6 separate regions of the Mus musculus genome follow, and regions 2, 3, 4, 5 and 6 are each linked to region 1. Evidence: chromatin loops called from intact Hi-C (ENCODE). Cell type or tissue: heart. All regions are shown on one strand.

What was found. A loop is a pair of places that touch in the nucleus more often than their neighbours do. Peaks named below come from ENCODE experiments on the same cell type or tissue, not always from the same donor. Only the 100,000 strongest peaks of a DNase experiment are listed, where the experiment ranks them.
Region 2: a loop joins it to region 1, with 6 times the contacts of the local background. A loop is called at or near these places in 21 of 42 quality-filtered maps.
Region 3: it touches region 1 in a loop (2.4-fold over the local background); 3 of 42 quality-filtered maps call a loop at or near these places.
Region 4: a loop joins it to region 1, with 4 times the contacts of the local background. A loop is called at or near these places in 21 of 42 quality-filtered maps.
Region 5: it touches region 1 in a loop (6-fold over the local background); 13 of 42 quality-filtered maps call a loop at or near these places.
Region 6: it touches region 1 in a loop (2.1-fold over the local background); 5 of 42 quality-filtered maps call a loop at or near these places.

The regions. Positions count from the first base shown.
Region 1 is chr7:29,178,661-29,182,660 of GRCm38, reverse strand. It overlaps Psmd8 (proteasome (prosome, macropain) 26S subunit, non-ATPase, 8), which reads left to right and starts at 1,988. Exons shown (of 7, transcript NM_026545.3): 1 at 1,988-2,384; 2 at 3,446-3,518; 3 at 3,640-3,742. The coding sequence starts at 2,016. Catsperg1 (cation channel sperm associated auxiliary subunit gamma 1) reads left to right here. Exons shown (of 28, transcript NM_001368407.1): 26 at 332-424; 27 at 529-628; 28 at 735-1,129. The coding sequence ends at 989. In heart, a CTCF peak has its summit at 1,846; DNase peaks (open chromatin) are centred at 2,000 and 3,160; H3K4me3 peaks cover 2,443 bases; H3K27ac peaks cover 1,674 bases.
Region 2 is chr7:29,243,420-29,247,419 of GRCm38, reverse strand. Yif1b (Yip1 interacting factor homolog B (S. cerevisiae)) reads right to left here. Exons shown (of 8, transcript NM_001110201.1): 2 at 3,118-3,350; 3 at 2,917-3,021; 4 at 2,747-2,825; 5 at 2,581-2,638; 6 at 1,599-1,754; 7 at 1,426-1,519; 8 at 1-183. The coding sequence ends at 28. Among named protein-coding and RNA genes, the nearest start is that of 2200002D01Rik, 3.0 kb to the left of the region's middle. In heart, a CTCF peak has its summit at 2,477 (motif pointing right); no DNase peak of the experiment used is centred here; H3K27ac peaks cover 229 bases.
Region 3 is chr7:29,520,305-29,524,304 of GRCm38, reverse strand. It overlaps 4932431P20Rik. Among named protein-coding and RNA genes, the nearest start is that of Sipa1l3, 17 kb to the right of the region's middle. In heart, CTCF peaks have their summits at 403 (motif pointing right), 1,903 (motif pointing right) and 2,731 (motif pointing right); DNase peaks (open chromatin) are centred at 434 and 1,894; H3K27me3 peaks cover 3,537 bases.
Region 4 is chr7:29,237,002-29,241,001 of GRCm38, reverse strand. It overlaps Yif1b (Yip1 interacting factor homolog B (S. cerevisiae)), which reads right to left and starts at 2,679. Exons shown (of 8, transcript NM_001110201.1): 1 at 2,566-2,679. The coding sequence starts at 2,611. In heart, a CTCF peak has its summit at 2,403; a DNase peak (open chromatin) is centred at 2,761; H3K4me3 peaks cover 1,928 bases; H3K27ac peaks cover 2,017 bases.
Region 5 is chr7:29,295,421-29,299,420 of GRCm38, reverse strand. No RefSeq gene overlaps it. Among named protein-coding and RNA genes, the nearest start is that of Ppp1r14a, 8.1 kb to the right of the region's middle. In heart, a CTCF peak has its summit at 2,195 (motif pointing right); a DNase peak (open chromatin) is centred at 2,190; H3K27me3 peaks cover 1,510 bases.
Region 6 is chr7:29,125,222-29,129,221 of GRCm38, reverse strand. No RefSeq gene overlaps it. Among named protein-coding and RNA genes, the nearest start is that of Ryr1, 2.1 kb to the right of the region's middle. In heart, CTCF peaks have their summits at 383 (motif pointing left) and 2,495; a DNase peak (open chromatin) is centred at 2,501; H3K4me3 peaks cover 245 bases; H3K27ac peaks cover 68 bases; H3K27me3 peaks cover 722 bases.

The DNA.
Region 1 (4,000 bases):
TGGCATACAGTAGGTATTTAGTCCAACATCTAGATCAGTTGGCAGGTGGAGGCAGCAGGTAGCAACTGAGCAGCCAGACTGCTTGATGGCTGGTGCTCAGACAGCCTTACTCTCTGAGACTAGAGACTGGAGGTGTGGCTCTGTTGGAGGGTGCTTGCCTGCAGTACTGCAATGAGTTGAGTCTTGGCCCAGCAGTAGAATGCTTGCCTAACTCTCATGAGGCCCCAAGTTCAGTCTGAAGCACCATAGTCACCAAGCAGCAGGCAGATTGGAGAAATTAGTGTTTCCCCTGGACTGTAGGTGCTACAGCTGTCTACTTTTGGACTTGTAGGTGGCTGTGCTTGGAGAACTCCCCTTGCTATGACATCATCCCCCAAAGCATCTACCCACCTGAGTTCTTCTTCAAGTTGTTAGTGAGCAATAGGTAAGCCAGGCATAAAGCCTAGGTGTATGTTGAGGGTGGGGATGCAGTGTGCTGAGATTGTCCCTTGACATTTAACTCAATCCTGGACTCCATTCCCTCACCAGAGGTGTAGACAATAGCACATACTGTGACTACAAGCTCACCTTTATAGTGCACATCCATGGGCTACCGCTCAGCAGCAAGCGGTCCTCCTTCATTGTTATGGTGAGTGGCAGCCAAAGGCTTCCTTACTGGGTGGGCAGGGGGTTCACCTACTACTATACCCCAACCCCAACCCCGACCCCTTGTGACTGTTGTACTGGGCTTGCAGGTGTCTACCAGCTTCTTTATAGCCCTGGTTGTCTTCTACATCCTGTTCTGCCTCGTGTGGCCTCACATAGTGAAGGCCTGGGTCTCATTTCGCTGGAAGATTCACAACATGATGGCACCAGAGACCTATTCATCTTCCTCCTCTTCTGGGGGCTTCACCCTCCATTCTCACAGCTCAGAGGGAAGTTTTGAGGGTCCCTCCAGACCAGGTACCAAAGAGGACAATGTTCAAGCTAAGAGAGCAAAGGTGGCCTGAGTCCCTGGTCTGTACTCTTCCTCATGAACCCTTAGGCCTCTCCTCATGGGAATGCAGCCTGCCACCTCCCCAGGACTTTCTGGTTGGCTAGAATGCTCATGTCTCATTCAGACCCTAATAAAGCCTCCTTGCAGAATCAGTCCCGAGTCCTCAGAAAGGCTCACGTCCGCTTGGTTTGTACCAGCACAGCTGTAGTTAACTGTCAGAATGATGTCAGAATCTTTTATTTTCAAGATGGCACAGCAGATAAAGGAGCTCTCAAGCCTGACAACCTGGGTTTGATCCCCAGGCCTCATGAGATCTAAAGAGAGAGCCGACTCTGTGAAGCTGTCCTCTGACCTCAACATGGGCACATGCACGCACACACACACACACACACACACACACACACACGCATGCCTGTAGGCCAGGCTGGCCTGGAACTCAGAGATCCGCCTGCCTCTGCATCCCAAGTGCTGGGATTAAAAGCGTGAACCACAAAGCTCGGTCTGTAATTCTATTTTAATTTCAAAAATAAGAAAAAAATGGAATAAGAGAAAATAAGAGAAATGGCTCAGTGGTTAAGAGCACTGACTGCTCTTCCAGAAGCCCTGACTAAAATTCCCAGCAACCACATGGTGGCTCACAACCATCCATAAAGGGATCAAATACCCTCTTCTGGGGTGTCTGAAGACAGCCACAGTGTACTTATATACATAAAATGAATAAATAAATCTTTTTAAAGAGTCTGAAAAAAACGTGGAAGAATGATGCTCTGATAAACACGAACGCCTAATCTTAAATCTCACCTGCTAGTCCTCTCTCAGCCTGCCTATGTAGTGACACCTGACAAGTTTTCCAAATGGCTCCACATCGCCACCCCTTGACGTAGAGGCGGTACCCTTAAGATGGACATTCCACAGGCCGAAGCCAGCGAGGGTGGCCATGGTGACTACAGGTGGGCGGGACATTGTGGGCATTGTTTTCAGTTGGAGCGAACGGACTTCCGTTCGCCATTTTGAATGACAGCAGAGGCGGAGCTGCGGCATGTTCATTAAGGGTCGGGCTGCGAAGACACCCCGAGGAGAGCCGCGGCGCTCCTCCCGCGGGGGGCGGAAACTGGCAGTGGTAGCTCCGCCTCCAGTTTTGGGCTCCACCTCCCGGCCTCATTTCCGCCGGGAGTCCATTGCCCGGCGTCGCTGCCGTAAGTCGGGTCGGCGGCTTGCCGCATCACGGAAGATGGCGGCCACAGCGGCTACGGTGAACGGGTCGACCACCGTCTCGAGCTCCGGACCCGCGGCCACCTCGGTCGGGATCCTGCAGGCAGCGGCCGGCATGTACGAGCAACTCAAGGACGAGTGGAACCGGAAGAACCCGAACCTTAGTAAATGTGGAGAAGAACTGGGCCGCCTGAAGGTAAGAGGTCGCCGGGTCCTAGATGCCTAATGCCTGGGGGAAGGTGACAGACGGGAGATCGAGGCTGGTAGAGCGGGCCCTGAGGTGTCGTTAAGGGAGTGATGATGGAAAGATTGGTTCTGGCAGAATCGAATGAGATGGTTCGAGCTTTGTTACTTGGAGGGAGGCAGGAAGGAGTGGGATCAGTGACAAACGGGGAGATAGTGAAAAGAATAAGTCTGAGGTGACGGGACGTTGAGGGAATGTGTGGCAAATAAAGCCCAGGTAAGCTGTGAGGGAGCAGAGGTTAGGAAACACCTGTGTGAAGAGGGGCAACAGGAACAGTTTGAAGCCAAAAACGAACCTAGAAGAGCACACGTTTCGGTTGTAAACACACTCAGGCGGATAGAAGGCCAGTCTGGTCTTCAATAGCGAGTTTGAGGAGGCTGGGCTACATAGACTTCGTCTCAAAATATATATATAATAATAATAAGTAAACAACAACAAAATATGTGTTAGGTTCCCAAGTTTACTAAGGAATGGTGTCTGGGATGGACTGGGGGGGGAGGGAAAAGGAATGCCCCACATTCCTTGTTACCCCTTCTCGGGCACACTGTGGTGGAGGTCTTCCCAGACCTGCATATAATGGCTGAACACGATGTCCCACACTTGTAATCCTAGCACTCGAGAGGCTCACACCAGGCTCTCCAGTTCTAGACTAGATTGGCCTGCCTGGGGAGATGCTGTCTTAAACAAGAGAGAAACCTAAAACAAGCTAAATATAGCAACAGGAAGAATTGAGGTCATGGGCGTCTCCCTACCCCATGATCCCCCTGGGTCAGGCACCAAGTGCCTCGTGTTTCTCAGTGGAGTTACTAATATTTGTAAGATGAGGTAATCCAATTGGTACGCTCCGTGTTCTTGGGCCCTTTGGTGTTTGCTTTACAAGGTCTGACTCCACTAATATTCATGGCAGTTGTGTGGGTTAGGATGCATGCAAGCTTTTCCAAGTAGGAACATAAAAGTCCAGAGAACGTAAGTAATCTATATTTGAAATCTCGTCCTCATTCCTTCCCCCTCAGTTGGTTCTGCTTGAGCTCAATTTCCTGCCAACCACGGGGACCAAACTGACTAAACAGCAACTCATTCTGGCCCGTGAGTGTCACTAGGGTTGGTGGAGGGTGATGGGCCTGGGGTCATTGTAGGAATGACTGGGGTGGTGATCCCAGGAGGGATTCCAGCCACCACCTGAGAGCCCCTGTCCCCTTACCTACAGGTGACATTCTGGAGATCGGGGCCCAGTGGAGCATCCTGTGCAAAGACATTCCCTCCTTCGAGCGCTACATGGCCCAACTCAAATGCTACTACTTTGATTACAAGTGAGGTTGGGCCCTCTAGGGAGGGGACTGGAGCAGGAGTGGGTAGTTCCTTGTGTATCTGGCGTCCTCCGTTGCCTTCTTCGCCTGAGAACCATTGCCGTTCTCAGCTCTGTCCCCAGAAGCTGGAGGGCCAGAAGATTAGAGATCTTGAGACTGGGTTTATGTAGTCTGGTTCTGTACGTTTCTAAACAGTTTGATTTTATTTGTGTATTTCCATGTATATGGGTGCTCTGTCTGCTTGTATGTCTGAACACCAGA
Region 2 (4,000 bases), 65 kb before region 1:
TGTGGGAGCTGGAGGCCAGGCCGCAGCTCACCGTACAAGGTGGAAGGTGAGCCAGTACATGAGTACCGGCTGCGCAGCTGCCACTGCCATAGTCAGGTACATGCGCAGCTGGTTCCGCGCCCCACGCACTGGCACTCCTTCGGCCGCTGCCTGGGCCAGGATCTTGAGCCGCAGTGTCCGGATCTGGGTGGTAAGGGTAAAGTGGGGGTCCCGTAAGTGCCAGGCAGCTCGGGATGAGTCCCTGCCCCTCTGTGGCCTCCAGTTTGTGTTCCTAGAAGGGTCTTTTGAATAGCTACCTCCCCCAAGCCCTGTGAGCAAACCTTTGCAGAGGCAAAGGCCAGAAGAGAGGCTAAGAATTGTAGATCCCGGCCTGAAGAGCATGGCCTAGCTGCTTCCACCTACTGGGAGACAGTTGCCTTCACGCAACGCAGATCCTCACAGACACTAGCCCAGTGCCCTACCACAGAGTAACACTCCCAAAACACGCCAGCTCCAGAAGACAAACTAGAAGAGCTATTTCCTTTTTGGTTTGGCTCAGATGCCTTCCTCCCCCTCCTTCTCCCCCTCCCGCGCTCTTTCTCTCTGGGAGGCAGGATCTTGACATGTAGACCAAGGTGGCCTCGAGTTCCTGGTGATGGATCTACTTGAGCCCTGGTATGCACGTCAGCGCAGCCTGCAGGAGCTTGGTAGCGAGCGCCCTTCACCTGCTTAGCCACCTCACTGTTCCCGATGTTTCTTTGGGGGTGTGTGTGTGTGTGTGTACCTATATTTGTGGGAGTTAGAGGACCCTTTACCAAGTAGGCTAGGCTGGTACCAATGAGCCCCACATTCCTAGCTCTGAGATTATAAGAATAGATCTACTTTGGGCTCTTTTTTTTTTTAATGTGGGGTCCAAGGATTGAAGTCAGGTCTTCCTTACTGATGGAGCCATCTCCCAGCTCCCTTAAAGTAACATGATGACAAGGCTTATGCTTGTGGACCAGGGCCCGTGTTACCCTCTGCTTCCCCCTCATGCTCGGTCTAAATCCTCCCAAGACTCCGGTGCAGTCACCAGGCATCCCATTTTACAAAAGAAACTGAGGCTTAAGTAGAGGAGGTGATTCACTCCGAGTACACGGCAGTCCAAACATGGCCCCTAGTCAGTATTTTACCACAGCTGGAGGGACTCAGGGGCATATTGGCAGAAAGCCCAGCATACAGAGACAGAAGTAAGAGTGAGAGCCCAAGCAGAGCCTGTGTACTGGGCAACCCTGGCCCTAGCCTAGCATCCAGGCTGGCTCTTGCTCTCAGAAGGGCGCACAGAGTCTGCCTCTTCCAGGAGGCTCTCCTAGCCCCCAGATTTGGTACTTGGATGCTCCAAAGACCTCCCCAAGCCTGCCTGGGAAGCCTGGGGCCTCAGCCTTGCCCGCCCTGATCCCCACTCACCATGAATACAAAGATGGACACACAGCACCAGGCAAGCACCAGGTAGTAGCCGATCTTTCCAAAGAGCAGACCCGTGAGGACGCCGCCAATCATCCTGAGGGGGAAGGGGGGAGGGGAGAATCAGTGTGAAGAGGCCAAGGTCTGGGACTGGCAGGCAGGGCAGGAGCACTCACCCCACATATTTGTAGCCCAAGAAGGCCACCAGGTCAATGGTGGTGAGGTCGGTGTTGACAGTGACCAGGTAGAGACTGAGCAGGATTGCTACGACTTCCAGAGTCAGCCAGGCCAGAGCTGAGCTCGCCTGCAGTCCCAGGAGGTCTGGGGAGAACCTGCCGGAAGAGATGTCCCCTGAGCATCACCCGGGGCAGCCCTGTGTCAATGGAACAGAGACCACCAAGGATCTGGGTCTGTCCCTAGACAGTGACACTCAAGTCAGGGCTTAGATGGGGGACCTCAGAGCCCTGTGAGGGGTACCAGGAAGGTTCCTCCCGATAAAGAAAGGGCAGCTGAGCTGAAGCCTGAAGTCAGAACTGGTGGGGAAGGGGCCTTGCTTCATCTTGGAGCCTTAGCAAGGAATCCACTAGTTCCATGACACTTGTTTTCGATGCCACAAAAAAGAAGAAACAGGCGACTGTAAGGGAGAGATGGGGCCTGATCAGCCTAGGGGTTAGGAAATGACACAGGATGAGGACCACAGTGAAGGAGCAGGTGCGGGACACAGAGGGAAAGAGCACATTCCTGTGTCAGGGAACTAACTGGATGTGCAAAGGCCCCGAGGCAGCAGCAGGGCTGGGGGCACAGGGTCAGCTGCTTGACCTTTGAGCCACTGACAGCTTCAGGATAGGGAGGAGGCCAGGCCCACCTCTTAGAGCTTTTAGTTGCTGCTAGAGTGAGATTATAAGGGGTGAAAGTGGGAAGCAACTTATTTAGGGGGATTGTGAACATAAGAATAGATTTGTGGGTGGAAGCCAAGAGGAAGGAAGGTTGGATTTAAAAGATGGCCTAGCACAAATGGGTTTGATGGGTTCCATGTGAAAGGTGTCACTGGAGTGACTGGCCACAAGGTGGGGCTGTCCCAGGACAGGAGAGCTGAGACCTCTCTGATGGCTCTTGGCCTCCATATCCCCATGTCTTCCCCTGCTCCAGGATCCTTACCTGTCCTGGGTCCCCAGTGCAAGGCCGGCCACCAAGATGTAGGTGATGAAAGCCATGGCTGTGGAAGACAGACACAGACACTCGTCAGAGGAGGGAAGCCCTTCCCGGGCACAGGCACCCAAACATCCATCCCAGACATGCCTAGGCAGAGTAGGGAGGGGACAACCTGGAATGTAGAGGTCTGGAGCATTGATGTCGAAGCGGGGGGCCACTGGGGTGTCCTGTTGGTACTGTACCTCCCAGTCCTGTGGAGAGAGTTGGGGTAGTGGCAGCACCCCAGGGTGGGGGGGTCCTTCCACCCTGCTTGCTGGCGGGTACCAAGCAGGTGCTGCTCACCTGGTGAAGGTAGGGAAAGACCAGCAGCCCAAGCTTCTTGCCCACATACACCGTGTCCACTGCAAAGTAATACTTGAGCTTGCTGACGGGGATGAAGCGGTCGATCTGGAGGGACAAAGCTCAAGCCTAAGGCCCTGTGGCGCCCGCCCGCCTGTCAGCCATCTGCTCCCAGCCCACAACCCACCGTGTTAGCTGACTCACATTCTTATCTACCAGCTCCTTGCCCTGAGCGGCCAGGCTGCTCCCGTAGACCATCGCCATGTTGGACATAGGGGCAGCCAGGAAGGCTGCGTCGGATGAAGAGGGGGGGTAACCCAGACCACCAGGTGACGGCTGGCCTCCATAGCCCCGGCTTGGGGCAGAACTCGTGTCATCAAAAAACTGGTGGGGATCAGCCATGCCTGGTTGGGACACTGGGACCCTCCGCTTTGAGGCTGCGGAGAGAAAGGGAAGGACTTCATTAATTCTGCCCAGGTTCCATCACTCTCTCTTGCCACAGCTGGGGCAAGGGTCGCCAAATAGCCTCTGTTGTGACGTCAGGTAGGTTGCCTGCCATCCCACCACCCATCCATCCATTCATCTGTCCATCTACCCTGCCATCGATTCACCCACTCATCTATGCATCCATTCATTCATCTACTTAGCCATCATGCATTCATTGATTTTGCCCATCGCCCATTACCAATCCATCGCCCGTCCTTTACTTACTTTTCCACCTGTCACCCACCCACCGTTTACCCCTCACTTTCCATCTACATGAATAACGATGAGAGCTCTTCATCTCGAGGTCTACTCTGCACAAATCCTACACAACCATGACCAACAGTGCTTCTGCTCCTAGCCCTTCCCCACTGAGTCTCCACCAGTTGTCCTCTCAGTGTCCCTGGCACATACTCAGCTCAGGGCTCTGCGCTGGCCATGCCTCAGCCTGCAATGCTCTCCCCCAACTCTCATGGCATCCTGCTCTCTGCCCTAAGGTCTTGCTGCATGCATCTCTGCCATGCATCTCTCTTGGCAGCCCCCACCAACACCTCCTCCACTGATGTCTACAGCACTGAGCATCCACAGACAAACGAGCTGTTTT
Region 3 (4,000 bases), 340 kb before region 1:
GTGCTAGGGATGGAACCCGGGGCTTCGTGGATGCAGAGTGTGTGCTCTGCCACAGAGCTTCATCTCTAAACCCACTTTTCCTCATTTGTAAGATGAAAATGCCAATCTTGCCTGCTTTATACCATGCTCTATCTTCAATGTTCCGAGGACTAGACAGAATTCCCGAGAGAGCCTTGATATGCATACTCTGAAGCAGCAGACAGCCACCATTGGCTCCAAGAGGCCTTGGGTTTCCATTTCTTTTCCTATCTCATCTCCTCCTTTCCGTTTCCCCGTTCTGCTTATCCCCTCTTCCTCCCCTCCCCCTCCCTTTTGCTTTTTTTCTTTTCTTCCCCTTCCCTTCTTCATACTCCCAGTTGCTCTATAAACATGACGACTAAATTTATACCGTGGCCAGCAGAGGGCAGTGAAGGCCAACCATGACTGCTGTGGGAAGGACCCAGTCTCTGAGAGAGGATGTTTCCCAGGGTGTTATTCCAGCCCTGCTGCTCGGCAGTGTTTTAGGAACTTATTAGATTGCTTAGTACAAGTCCTTTTAGCCTGAGGCAGTGGCCCACACCTAGAATCTCAGCACTCTGGGGACAGAGGCAGGCAAATCTCTCTGAATTTGATCTCTCTGAATTCCTCCTCTATATTCTGAGCTCCATGACAGCTAGGACTGTGTAGAGATACCCTATCTCAGTGCTCCCCAAACCCCCCCAAAAATGAGGAAGAAAGGGGGAGCAGAAGAGAAGGAAGGAAGGGCAAATTGTCGTGGACCAAACCCAGCCCTACTGCATTGTAAACTCCTATATAAGACCCAGTGATAACCTGGCTTTTAACAAGCTCTCTAACTGATCTCTTGCACACTAGCATGGAGGGCCATTTGCTTAGAAAGCTGTTGGAGTTTGCTGTGAGAAACGGCATGGGCCTTTAGAAGCAGAGTCAGCAGAATCTCCCCTCCAGTGTGGCTAAGCCCTGTGTCTGCAGAGAGGAAGCCGCAGGCAGGACATTTATGTAGAGTGAGTGGGAATCTGTTCGGAGAAGGAAGGACGTGTGTTCAAGACTACCTGCAGTTCCAGTTCTTGGGTGGCTGAGGCAGGAGAACCAGATAATGATTGGGGTCGAGGCTATCCTGGGTTAAACAGAAAGGGGCATGCCAGCCAGGACTATTATGTGACTGACCCTATCCCCAACCCTCAAATCAAGATGTAAGAGCCAATGCACAGTTCTGAACTCACCTGTATCAGAGATAGGGAGGCTCTGCTAGCTCACTACTGCTCATCAGACCCACAATTTACCTCACTCGGTCCTCCTTACTCCCCAGAACCAGAGATGATATCATGTGTGGAAATTTTGCAGTCCCTGCCAGTAGCTCCTATTGTTCTCAGTATACCCATTGAGTCCCCCCTTTTCTTCACCAGCCTACAAAATTCACAGTTGGGATCCTTTGGGTTATCACTGCTGGGATTTGGGGGTGGAGGGAACACAAATGAGTCTTCACTAAGGTTTGTGTTTTCTGTCAGTCCTTCCTTGAGCTCATTCATCAGGATGAACCAGAGAAAACCCCTCCCCTAAGCCCTTCCCAACTTCATCCTTAGACTCAAGGCTGATCCCTAAGAATGAGTCTGGAATGAGTTCTGGAGGACTTGGTTCCAATGGTAGTGACTGACAGCTTGATAACTCAGAAATGATTTATTGGTAGCACTCAGTCTGTAGTCAGAGTGATTATGAGACTAAGATATGCTATTTTCCTGATGTCTGCAGAGAAAACCCAGGTCTCTGTGTTTGTGTGTGTGTGTGGGGGGGGCAGGTTGTTTGTTTGTTTCTTTTAATTTTCCTTAGATCCAATACACAGACTGTATCTGAGGAAAAGCAGGTGGCCTATGAGCCCTGCCTTATGAGAGACCTGCCTGCAGGGGGCAGTCTACTCCACCACACTGCATGCCTCTGGGCACTCCTTGGCTTCATAGAATCTAACAGCATATGAGATAACAGACTTCTTGCTTCCTAGACTTTACAGTTTAGCAGGCAAAGGAGACATCAACAAACGGTCACAAAGTTAACAATGGGACAATTGGAGTGATAGGTTATTACATTTTTTTCTTCTTCAGTCTTTAACTGTTTCAAACTTAAATCCCATGGTGTGCTTGCTGGTATGTGTGCACACTCAGGTGGTCCTCCTGCCTCAGTCTTTCGGGGAGCTGGCTGCTGTGAGTGTACTTAACAAGGAGCGAGCACCCAAAAGGGGGAGGGTATGCATCCTGTGCTTTGCTGGCAGACCCTGAATGAATTAGAAGGCCTTGCCTTCCAGGCAGGCCTCACATTTGGGGACAGGCGTGCAGGTAGTCCAGCTGGGACCAGAAGGGCCTCATTCACTGCCTATAAACTAGAGAGGCCACCTTGGCTTATTCTGTTCTTTGAATGGCATTACAGCTATGGAGCTGAAACTTGTCCACGTGGTCTTCTGAGAGCATGACTCTTGGACTTTGGGCAGATTCAATAGGCTAGAATGCACTTTAACTTTCGTTATGGCTGACAAACATACTTTAATATGGTGGGCTAGTTTCCAGTGAATAGACGAGGTAGCTCAGATAACTGGGAATAGTAGCACCTAGTCACAAATATAAATAGCACCGGCCACAGAGAACTGACCAGGCATTTTACATAATACTGTTTTCTTTCTTTCTTTTTTAATTCTGTGTATGTGTTGGGAGGGGGCATGTGCACATGAGTGCAGGTGCCCTGGAAGGTGGCCGGTAGAGGGTGTCAGATCCCCTGGAACCTGAATTACAGGTATTTGTGAACTGTTTAACATGGGTTCAGGAGACTGGTCCCATGTCAGAGGTCCAAGAGTATGTGCTCTTGACCTCTGAGCTATCTCCCTAGACCCCATTTAGTTCTTCCGAAGGTACTATGTGAGTTAGCTCTTATCCCCCCTTAGCTTTTAAGACGAACATGGAAAGACTATTGGGATACCAAGGGCCATAGGAGCAAAGCGTCACCATCTCACAGCTGGCTACCTGTCCTGTTTCCTCTTCATAACACTGACCTGGTTCTATCCTTTCTGTATCCCTCTAAAGGTGTCCTGTGCATATCGGAGTATAATACATATTCTACATATGTCTGTACACAGTATACATACATTCTCACTCTATCTAGAGATGAGCTCATATTAATATATAGAGCTATACTTCATTTTATAACAGTTGCCAGTTGCAGAGTATATGCCTGACCCTTCACCCAAATTCCTATTAATAACTATTGGTCCTGTGTGTATGGGGGGAGGGGCTATCTCATGTAGCCTAGGCAAGCATCAGCCTTGCAGTGCAGCCAAGGAACTCCCAGTCCTCCTGCCTCCACTTCCCTAGTGAATTTCCCGGTAAATTACAGACCTTCTGCCAGTGTATTTGGCTTGTTAATAGACATTGGGCAGTTTCCAACCTTTAGTTATAACAATCCATGCCACAAATGACTGCCTGCCGTTGTTGGTGTCTCATACTTTTAATTAAATTGTAAACTGAAACAGAAACATATTTACATTTTGAGATATCACAGCTCATCATTGAGATTGTTTGGTTTGCTTTGTTTTTTTTTTTTTGTTTTTTTTTTTTTGTTTTTTGTTTTTTGTTTTTTTTTGAGACAGGATTTCTCTAACAGCCTGGGCTGTCCTGGAACTTTCTTTGTAGCTCAGGCAGGCCTCAAACTCAGAGACCTGACTGCCTCTGCCTCCCAAGTCCTGGGATTAAAGGCATGTGCCACCACTGCCTGTGGATATTCATCTTGAGTGTTCTGTGTAAATTTTATTGTATCCATTTATGTGAACCAGCTGGTTTAGAGTCCCTTACAAGAGCATGGTTGAGGTTTTATTCATATGGGCATGAGCGGCTCACTGCTGGCCATACCACTCAACAAAACACCTCTTCCCTAGCAACCATTAACTTTAAGTCTAAAGAGTCTCAGGGAAAGGTAGGCTTCGGGAGTTTTTATATAAAATTATGCTCCCCCCCCCCCCCAAAGT
Region 4 (4,000 bases), 58 kb before region 1:
CTCTGACATCCAGCCAACCAGCCCTCAGCCTCCCACAGTGCCTCACCTTCCCTTTCGTCCCCACCACTGCCTATTGGATTCACGTGTCCCACCTATTCTTCTTTTTCCTTCTGGCTCTTGAGTCAGGGCTTTGCTATGTAGCTCAGGCTGCCCTCAAACTCTTGGTTTTCTGGAGTGCAAGCATCTTAGGTGTGTGCCGTCACCACACCAGGTGCCTGGCCCCACTCTTAGCCCCATTGAAGGAAGTCTCCAGTGGGTAGCCAGAGATATTTTTTTAAGTACTGAGCACTGGAAACCAGGGCCTTGTGCACATTAAGCAGAAACTCTAACACTTAGCTGCATCTCCAGCCCTTTTACTTTACAGACAGGGTCTCGCTGGGGTGTGGTGGTGCATGTCTTTGATCCCAACATTAAGGAGACAGAGGTGGGTAGATCTCTATAGGTTCGAGAGCAACCTGGTCTACATAGTGACCTCCAGGACAGCCAGGGCTACACAGTAGGAACCTGTCTCAAAAGAAAAACCAACCATCCAAACCAAACCAAAAACCAAAACTAGGGTCTTACTAAGTTCGCCAGGCATAGCTACCTGGGAAGGAAGCTGCTTAGAACCGGAGATCCTGCCTCTCCCTCCCAAGCGGCTGGCATCTCAGGCTTGTACCACCCATCTTGGCCCTGTGATCCTCTGATACATTTATCTTTTTGGTTTTGGTTTTTCGAGACAGGGTTTCTCTGTGTAGCCCTGGCTGTCCTGGAACTCACTTTGTAGACCAGGCTGGCCTCGAACTCAGAAATCCGCCTGCCTCTGCCTCCCGAGTACTGGGATTAAAGGTGTGTGTCACCACTGACCAGCTTGTTTTTGTTTTGTTAACAAGTCCTCACTATGCAGCTCTTGCTGTCCTGGGACTCACTCTGTAACCCAGGCTGGCTTTGAACTCATGGATAACCCTCTAGCCCTTGCCTTACTAGTGCCTGAATTCCAAGTGCCCCCCAGGTGCATCACCTGCATGGTCCCTTTTCATCCTCTGCCCAAGATCAAGGGCCACCATGCTGAGAATCGAATTCTAACACCTCCTCAGCCCTGTCAGCACCCCTGGCCCCAAGGTCTCTCAGGTCCCAACGTAGACAAACCCCTTGCCTTAACACACAGTACTATCAACCTAGAACCATCCTCCTCCAGGAGCCTGCTGCGCCACACTAGGGACTCTGCTCAAATGTTCTCCCTCACTGTCGCTTCTCATAATGGCCAGGCTCCTGATTTCCCTCCTCAGCATCAACTCAATTGTGTATCTTGTTGGCACAGCCTTTCTCTCCAGGAATCCCTTAGGTCTTTCATCATTAGGCATGCCCTCTTCAAGGACTCAAGGATACTTCCAGTCAACAACTGAGTTCCACATCTCCATCCCAGCCCCAACCTATCTGCCTGTGCACTCTACATCATCTGTCCAGCACTCTATTAAAAGGAACTAACTCATCTTTGTGTGTGTGTGTGTGTCCGTCCACCATAGATCCATCTCAGGTAGTCAGGCTTGGTGGCAAGTGCCCTTACTGGAGCCATCTCTGGGAATCCACCCCTGACTTCTCACACTGTTTACTTTAAACACATGTTGCCCAGGCAGGCATTCAAAGTCGACTCCCAAGTGCTAGGGTTACAGGTGTGCACCATGAACCCTCCCCCATGCTTCTATCACAGCAGTTCCATTGCTCTGTACTGGCAGCTTTATGACAGGAATAAATGCTAGCTGGTCACATATCACAGGCCGGCCAGACACTAAGGAGTGAAGGGGTAAATGGAGCCTCCTCAAACCCTAGTCACAATCAGGACTACACACACACACACACACACACACACACACACACCACACACACTGGTTCTTACTACTCTAGTTGACCGACAAGTTTCCTTCCTTGGAAAGTGTCTATCTTCCTCCTGAACTCTAGCTGTAAGAAAGCAAGGACCAGGGCTTTGGTGGTTACTAGTGTGTACCCAAATTCCAGCCCAGGGCCTGGCACAGGGTTCACAGGAGCAAGTTATGTTAGATGAATAAATGAAACAAACAGGACATAGATATTGAGAGACCAAGAGGAATTCAAATTTACATCTGGGAAAAGAGGTTAACGAAGCTGGAAAAAGGAGGTTAGCAGGACAATAAGTACTGGTTGTGTTCTTAAATGGGATGTAAATATGGCCCTGTCCGCACAGGGAGTGCCCAGGGGCCGTACTGTGGAGCGTGGGTGACAGTTCCTAAGCACTGAAGAGTCTCGGAAAGGTGGGTAGCACAGGAGGTCAAATCGCTGACTGCAAATGAATGGAAGTAGCGTTTCTCTGAACACCGCACTACATTTTCCTCCAACTTGCTTTCTTTTAAAGGAATTTTTTTTAAAGAACCTACCCGCGATGCGCCCCCTACCCGGACTTGGCATCCCTGGGCTGTGCACACCTAGAAACTCCAGGTCCGGGATCTCGTGACCTCCGTCCGACCTGGAGTGACCTCGCCAACCGCCGCGACGGCCCCGCCACACCCCTCGCCCGCCCGATCTCCTCAGCCAGCCACGTACGCCACTTACGCAGCCGGGGCGTCCCCGCCGGCGCCGCCAAACCTGTCGCGTGCATGCTTTAGATGCCACGGCCGAGAACGCCACAGCCGCAGTTTGGAATGGGCCCGCCCGGTTCCCGTAGCCACGCCCCAGTAGTATCGAGAGACCCAATAGGTCTCACGATAGCGCAAGAAAGCCACACCCTCTGGAGGGGGTGCAGCCTGGTTGAGTGGGCGTCGGCTTACATAAGAGGCGGGAACTGAGGCCAATGACGTAAGGGAAGAGGCCGTACCTTAGCGGCAGCAGGGCGGAGCTTGGTGCGATCTAGGAGGAGAAGACTTCAGGCAGGAAGGAAACGTTCCTATTGTTGAGCCCGAAGTCGACGGAAAATGTAGTTCTTTACAGGCAGGCACTCGATTTAGTTAACTGAGAGCACAGGGAGGCTGAAGAAGCGTGAAAGGCGGGGAGAATGATGGATTATTGCAGTTATGCCGGCTCATCTATCGTTTACACAGACGCAGCACTCATTTTTATTATTTATTTATTTATTTATTTGGTTGGTTGGTTGGTTTTTTTCGAGACAGGGTTTCTCTGTGTAGCCTTAGCTGATTTGGAACTCACTCTGTAGACCAGGCTGGCCTGGAACTCACAGAGATCTGTCTGGCTCAGGATTAAAGGAATGCGGCACCAGGGCCCATTTAGGCTGAGAAACAAAGTTTAGCTTAGTGGATCACTTCTGTATTCCCAATACTGAGGAAGCTGAAAAAGAAAGTCATGAGTGGGCTGGTGAGATGGCTCAGCGGGTAAGAGCACTGACTGTCCTTCCAAAGGTCCTGAGTTCAAATCCCAGCAACCACATGGTGGCTCACAACCAACTGTAATGAGATCTGACGCCCTCTTCTGCTGCGTTTGAAGTCAGCTACAGTGTACTTATGTATCATAATAAATAAATCTTTAAAAAAAAAAGTCACGAGTACTGGCTTTGAACATAGTGAGCTCTAGTCTTACAAAAAAAAAAAAAAAAAAAGATTGGGGCTGGTGAGATGGCTCAGTGGGTAAGAGCACCTGACTGCTCTTCCGAAGGTCCAGAGTTCAAATCCCAGCAACCACATGGTGGCTCACAACCATCCGTAACAAGATCTGACTCCCTCTTCTGGTGTGTCTGAAGATAGCTACAGTGTACTTACTATAAATAAAATCTTTAAAAAAAAAAAAAAGATTGAAAAAGAGGCCCTCAGCATATTAGTTCAGAAGAACTGGTAACTTTCTTCGAAGGTACCTTTAGGCAATTTCCCAGAAGTTCATAAAAATGTTCTCACATGGCTCTTTTCCTTCAAGCTTTCTGTCCACCAGAGGTGCATACAGCCCTCACAGTTGAATGCACACAAGCACAACTTTGAGCATAGAACCCTGAAAACTAACTTCCTCCTGTGTGTCCCTCAGTGTCTCTTTTTCTCTTCCTTAG
Region 5 (4,000 bases), 120 kb before region 1:
AGAGAGAGAGAGAGAGAGAGAGAGAGAGACCACTGCGGTTTGCAATGTCACTTTAACAAGCAAGTATCTGAAGGAGAAGTGGGAAAGATGGAGAAACTTCGGTGAGTGGTGGAGAGAGGTGAACTAGAGAAGCCACTGTGGTATAGGGCTGGAAGGTTACAGTGAATGGGGGGGACATATGGATGCCGAGCAGAGCCAGCAGGGTGGTGTGCTAGCCCAGAGCTAGCACAGGCTCTGCCCACGAATGCACTGCTCAGCCATATACTGCTACCTGAAATCATGTTGCTGTCTATGAATCATGTTGCTGCAGCAGACCACGTCGAGACTGAGAGACATGGAAGGCCTCTGTGACAACCTCCAAAAAAGAAACAGTCTAGAACAGTCTAGGAAGCCCTTGAAGGGAATGCTTAAAAACTGTGATAGGGTCTGGGTAGGGATGGTTCATGCCTTTAGTTCCAGCACTTGGGAGGCAGAGGCAGGCAGATTTCTGAGTTCCAGGTCATCCTGGTCTACAGAGTGAGTTGCAGGACAGCCAAGACTACACAGAGAAACCCTGTTCTGAAAAACAATCCAAACCAAACCTGTGTTAAGGGTGCCTAAGTGTATCTCTTCACCATTGATGGCTTCTGGTGGGGGTGAGCATGGGGAAGGACTCAGTTATCTTTAAAGGTCTGGCTGGCCACTGAGTTTAAACATGCTCCAGGGAGCATATGGGCAGCAGAAAGTGGACTTCATGTTTCTTCTTCTTCTTCTTCTTCTTCTTCTTCTTCTTCTTCTTCTTCTTCTTCTTCTTCATCTTCTTCTTCTTCCTCCTCCTCCTCCTTCTCCTCCTCCTCTTCTTCCTCTTCCTTTTCTTCTTCCTCTTCCTCATCTTCTTCCTCTTCCTTCTCTTCTTCATCTTCCTCCTCTTCTTCCTCCTTTTCTTCTTCCTCCTCTTCCTCCTGCTTCTCTTCTTCCTCCTCTTCTTCTTCCTCATCTTCCTGCTCCTCCTCCTCATCTTCTGTTAGAGGGGAGGTCACCAGGGTGGGGGGTGAACCTGGGCAGACTGGAAATAAGTGAGTTTGGTGGGGTCCATATAGGAAATTTCCAAATAATCAATACAAATATTATGTTTATAAAAATAGGTTAAGGGAAAAAAAAAAAAGCCGGGCAGTAGTGGCGCACGCCTTTAATCCCAGCACTTGGGAGGCAGAGGCAAGCGGATTTCTGAGTTTGAGGCCAGCCTGGTCTACGGAGTGAGTTCCAGGACAGCCAGGGCTACACAGAGAAACCTGGCCCGAAAAAACAAACAAACAAACAAAAATAGGTTAAGGCAGGAGGACCACTTCAAGTTCAGAGCCAACCTGGTCTACTCAGCAAGTTTCAAACAGCCTAGACTGCACAGCGAGTTCTAACACAGTCTGCAGTTTCAGCATGGATATGAAATTCTTCAGCGGATTAATCCACTGGGAACTTAATAGCGGGGTGGGCTATCGGGACAGCCTGGACAGAGGAAGCAGGTTACTAGGTCACTGAAGACAGGCCTTCAAAGGACATCTTAGCCTTGGTCTCTTCCCATCTTGCATTGCTTCAGGGACACCGAGGAGGGGAAGAGAGTAGCCTTGTCTGGGTCATGTACTCCTGCAAGATGCCCTGTCTCACCTCAGACCCAAAGCAATAGAAAGCAGAACCAGGAAACAGAGTGAAAACAAAGGCCAAGCTCAGGACTGGGACATCTCTAGAATTTGTTTTTCTGTCTCTTGCTATATATCTCAAGCCGGCTTTGAGGCTTTGAACTTGAGTTCCTGTCTCAGCTTCCAGAGTTCTGGGATTGGCCCACTTCTGCTTTGGAATTTAGCTTTAAAACTAACTCATGCAGATAGGCAGGGTGCTGCACGTCAGCACTCGGCATCTCGGGAGGTGGATGCAGGAGCATCAGAAGTTCAGGGCCATCCTCTGCAAAATAGGAAATTTTAAGTAAGCCTGGGCAACATGGCACCGAGACAAGAAAAAAGATGGCCTGATGGATGGGGAGGGAGGGAGGGAGGGAGGGAGGGAGGGAGGGAGGGAGGGAGGGAGGGAGGGAGGGAGGGAGGGTGGGTGAGTAGGAGGGATAGTGGGAGGGAAAAGCTCAAATAGCCAGGAGGCACAGGGAGACCTCACGTGCATAGGCTGCAGTTAGTAAATATGACCACTAGGAGGCACTGGTAGCAAGCAACTTCTAAGGGACGGGCGCTGTTGGAGCCAGGGACACAATGAACCTCAATTAAACTCACACGTCCTTTGGAGCTCCCCTAAATTCTGTGGAAGAAATTAATCAGGTTAACTTTAACGACAGGTGTTCCATGGCAGTGCCGACAGGAGGATTTGGGACTCAGAAAAGCGCGGAGGCGGGGCCTGTGAGAAAGAAGCCAGGAGGCGTGGATGCCACCAGTAGAGAGAAATGTGACCAGAGCAGAGTGAGAGAGAAAATAAATTACTTTCAAAATATTTTTAAAATATTTATTTGGGGGCTAGAGAGATGGTTCAGACATTAAGAATCCTGGCTTCTAGAGCCGGGCGTGGTGGCGCACGCCTTTAATCCCAGCACTCAGGAGGCAGAGGCAGGCGGATTTCTGAGTTTGAGGCCAGCCTGGTCTACAGAGTGAGTTCCAGGACAGCCAGGGCTACACAGAGAAACCCTGTCTTGAAAACAACAACAACAACAACAACAACAACAACAACAAAAGACAGATCTCCTGACTGAGAACAAAACAAAGAAAGAATGAAAGACTTATTAATGGGAAAATTACCAAAACTTGACTTTTTGGAAAAAAAAAAAAAACAAAAAAAAAAAAAAAACAACCCTATTTGGGAGAGGACACACGTGGAGATCAGAGGGTGACCTGAAGAGGAGCTTTCTCCTCCCACCGTGTGCAGCCTCAGGATGGAACTGTTTGTCACACTCAATGGCAGGTGCCACTGGGCCAACTCAACAGCTGGGGAAATGGATTTTTATCAAAGTGGGGGTGAGACGATTTTGGAGGAAAGGGGAACAGGGAACAGGGTGGGCGGAGACTGGAAGAGGACTCTGAGAAATCTCATCATTTGTCTGCCCTGTGGGAAGCAAACGGGGGTGGGGTGGGGGGACACGGAGAGTCCCCAGGAAGGCATGTGCCACAGTGAGAGAGGGTGACGACCCTCAGGGTCAGCACACCACCGGCATGAGATGCAGAGCTTCTCATGGGTGGGGCGCTCGGCCCCTTCCCACTGTGACAGCGTTCATCCTGTGTCCACACCTTGTCCCTTCCAGAAACCTCCTCGCCCTCGGAAGCAGGCAGTGCTATCCATCTTCAGGCATGTAAGCTCAGTGAGGCTACGGGGCTTCTCAAGACACCGTGCAGGGGGCGGGGGGTTGCCTGCGTGTGTGGCAGACACACGGGTACTCACAGAGGCGAGAACGGTGGAGTTGTGGGCTGCCATGCGGGTGCTGGGAATTGAACCTGGGCCCTCTGCTCTTAGCTTCTGAGCCATCTTTCCAATGCCACTCCTCCTTGGGTCGGGGGCGTGGGGCATTTTTAAGACGGGGTTTCTTTGTGTAGCTGTCCTGGAACTCACTCTGTAGACCAGGCTGGCCTCGAACTCAGAGATCCGCCTGCCTCTGCTCACTCATATTAAAGGTGCACAGCCGCCAGGCCTGGTGGCGCACGCCTTTAATCCCAGCACTCGGGAGGCAGAGGCAGAGGCAGGCGGATTTCTGAGTTCAAACCCAAGCCTGGTCTACAGAGTGAGTTCCAGGACAGCCAGGGCTACACAGAGAAACCCTGTCTCCAAAAAAAAAAAAAAAAAAAAGGTGTGCAGCCCTTTCTGAGAGACTGCCTTACTACATAGCCATAGCTAGCCTCAGACTCCCTGCGTAGACCAGGCTGGTCTCTTATTCCTGCATGAAGTGCACATGTGAAGGATCTGAGGAGCAGCCTTTGGGGCTTGTTCTGGTCTTCCATCATGTGGGTCCCAGAGACTGAATTCAAGTCCTCAGGAT
Region 6 (4,000 bases), 53 kb after region 1:
GTGTGTGTGTGTGTGTGTGTGTGTGTGTGTGTGTGTGTGTTCGTGTATGTTATTGTAGGTGGTCCAGAAGCATTTTATGGAGGTCAGAGGAGAGCCTGGGCATTTACTCTCACTTTCTGCCTTGGTTCCTCTTCGCCTCTGCACACAGCAGGATAGCAAGCCAGCAAGCGCTGGGGATTCTCAGTTTCCACTTCCCTCTCATGGTCTAAGCAATGGGATTACAGCTGCTTGCTGTGAGTTCTGGGGATTTGAAAGCAGGCCCTTAGGAGCTGGAAATGGCTCAGTGGTTAAGAGCACTGACTACTCTTCCAGAGAACTTGGGCTCAAGTACTAGAACATATAGGGTGGCTGCAGGCCCAGCAGCCCAGTGCCCTCTTCTGGCCACATATAAACAAGCAAGCAAACAAAGGAGTCAGCTTCCCTTGCTTGCTCAGTAATTATGCCATCTCCAAGATACTGTTTTATTTAAATATGCTAATTGAGTGTTCTTTTATTAAATTATACATCCTCATCATTTGTTTGTTTGTTTAGAGACATGATCTGGCTGGACAAGAACTCACTATGTAGACCAGGTTGGCCTTGAACTCATAGAGATCCACCTGCCTCCCGAGTGCTGGGGCTTAAGCCATTTTGAAATGGCTTAAGCCATTTTGAAAAACACACCTTTTGTTTGTTTGAAACAGGGATTCATGTAGCCCAGGCTATCTTGCTATGTAGATGGGGTGAGCTTGAAGTCTTGATTCTCCTGCCTACCGGCCAAGTGCTAGGATATATGTGCATAGCCAGGTCTGTTTATATAGTGCTGGGGACCAAGCACAAGGCATTTTGCATACTGGGCAAGCAGTCTACTAACTAGCTCTGTCTATTCCCATCCCTGCCTTAGTTTATCTTTAAGATTTATCTAATGTTATGCTTATAGGAATTATTGCCTGGTGTTTGAGAAGGTCAGAAGAGGGCATCAGGTTCCTTGGTACTGGAGTTATAAATGGTTGTGAGCCACCATATGGATGCTGGGAATCAAACTCATGTCCTCTGCAAGAGCAGCAGGTGTTCTTAACCCCTGAGCCATCTCTCCATTACAAACATTTATTACATTACAACTTCTTCTTCTTCTTCTTCTTCTTCTTCTTCTTCTTCTTCTTCTTCTTCTTCTTCTTCTTCTTCTTCTTCTTTGTTTTTGTTTTTGTTTTTGTTTTTGTTTTTTTTGAGACAGGGTTTCTTTGTGTAGCCCTGGCTGTCCTGGAACTCCTCTGTAGACCAGGCTGGCCTCAAACTCAGAAATCTGCCTGCCTCTGCCTCCTGAGTGCTGAGATTAAAGGCGTGTGCCACCATGCCTGGATTACAACATTTATTTTGTGTGTGTATGTATGTGTGTATGTGTATGTATGTGTGTGTGTATATATATATACACACACACACACACATACATATATGTGTGTGTGTGTGTATGTGTGTATGTCTCTGTGTATGTGTGTGTATAAGTGTATGTGCATGTGTGTGTGCATGCATGTGTCTGTGTGTGTGCATTTGTTCATGTGTGTATGTATGTATGCCTGTGTGTATGTCTGCATGTGTATGTGTGTGTGCATGTGTGTATGTATGTATGTGTATATGTGTATGCATGTGTGTGCATGTGTGTTCTTGTGTGTGTATGCATGCATGTGTATGTGTATGCATGTGTGTATGTATGTGTGTATGTGTGTGTGTGTATATGTATGTGTGTATATGTGTATGTGTGTGTGAATGTGTATATGTATGTGTGTATATGTGTATGTGTGTGCATGTGTGCATATGTATATGTATGTGTGTATGTGTGTGTGCATACGTGCATGTGTGTATGTATGTGTGTATACGTGTATGTGTGTGTGTGTGCATGCATGTGTGTGTAGGTTGCCCACACCACCATGGCTGGCATGTGAAGTAAGGGGTCATCATACAGAACTTTTTCCATTGCATTATTTGGGTCGCTGGGATCAAGTTCAGATCTTCATCAGGCTTGGGGGCAAGCAGCCTGCCAGCTGAGTCATCATATTGTCCTTTATTTATTTTACTTTATTTTTTCAGACAGTTGATGATACATAGCTCTGTCTAGCCTGGAACTCACTCTGTAGACCAAACTGGCCTCAAACTCACCAAACTCTGTCTGCTTCTGCCTCCCACTATCCGCATGCACCTCCTGGCTCTTTATTTGTTTGTTTGTTTGTTTGTTTGTTTTTTGAGACAGAAATTCATGTAATGCAGGTGGTTGGCCTGGAATGTACTATGTAGCCAAGGCTGGCCTTCAATTTCTGTTCCTTCTACCTTTACCTCCTAAAGTGTGCCTCCACATGGCTAAATTAGAAAATCATATGCAGATATGGAGGTGTGGAACCCTATCTTTAGGTCTAGATCCCCAGCTCAGCCTCTGTGACATTGTGTAAGGTGCCTGACTCCATCTCCCAAAGGCAGCTCTTCACATCTGCAGACTTGGCACTGTGAGAGTGGGGAAATTGTGCCCCCTAAAGGTTACCCTGGGGACTACAGGGCATTTAGGAGATCTCCGCAGGGGCCACGTGCTTTTATTTTCTGCTGGCTGTTAAGCATGCCAATAATAGCATGGTTGTGAGAAACTAGTGGTAATAAAAAGATCTTAGCTCACACCTGAACTGCAACAGGTGGGTAAGAGACATCAGTCAGGACTACTTCAAAAGGCAGGTTTTAGCTGGGGGCTCGGGGGTGGGGTGGGGTGGGGTGGGGTGGGGTGGGGTGGGGTAGGGTGGGGTGGGGTGACGCATTTGTTTAACCTCAGTGCTGGGAGGCAGAGGCCTGGGATGTTTGCGAGTTCAAGGTCAGGCTGGTGTTTTCTCTCCCCCCTCCCACACCCATGCCCCTGCCCCCCAGTTTTGAGACAGGGTATCAGGTAGCACAGGCTGGCCTCCAGCTAGGGAGCTGAGGTTGACTTTGAGTTTCTGATCCTTTCTGCTTGCTGGAATTACAGACTCACATGGCCACTCCCAGTTTATGGATGGAACCCGGGGCTTTGTGACAGCTAGATAAACATTATATCGACTAGGGCATGCCTGCAGCCCTGTTTTTGTCTCTGTTTTGATACAGGGTCTTTTTTTTTTTTTTCTTCCTTTTCTTTATTTACATTTCAAAAATTTTCCCTGTTCCAGATCTCCCCTTCGGAAACCCTCTATCCCATCCCCCCTCCTCTTGCTTCTATGGGGGTGCTCCCCCATCCACCCTCCCACTCCTGTCTTCCCACCATAGCATTCTCCTATACTGGGGCATCCATTGAACACCCTTAGGCCCAAGTGCCACTCCTCCCACTGATGTGCAACAAGGCCATCCTCTGCCACATATGCGGCCGGAGCCATGGGTCCCTCCATGTGTATTCTTTTGTTGGTGGTCCAGTCCCCCGGAGTTCCAGGGGGTCTGGCTGGTTGACACTGAGATAGGCTCTTATTATGCGGTCCCAACTCCAGATTTACAATCCTCTTGCCTCAATCTCTTCAGAGCTTGGATGATAAGCCATACCACTCTGTCTGGTACTAAGTGATTTTTTTTTTAATGTTAGGGGATGTGGTGTGCATCCAAGCTACAACTGTGTGATTCTGCAGCAAGGGTGAAGCTCAGTTTAGCCATTAAGAAAGGGATGGAACTAGGCTGAGGGTGTAGCCCAATGGTAGAATGCTTGCCTGGCATGCAAGTGATCTAGGGTTTGAACCACGGCATTACATAAATCAGATGGGGCCAGAGGTTCAAGATCACTCTTGACTACATGTGGAGTTTAAGGCCATTCTGAAGTACATGACACTCGGAGGGGGAGGGGAAGGGGAGGGAGAGAGGAAGGGGTAAAGGGAGAGCCAGCCAAACAAATATATACATGATATCTCACTGTGACCATGGCCACTCAGCTACTTTCTAGACACCCAGTTCACTGGAGAGAACGAACACCTTCCACCAAGAGTTTGTGCTGTGGGCGGGGTTCTGAACAGGGGCGTAGCTTGTCCCATGC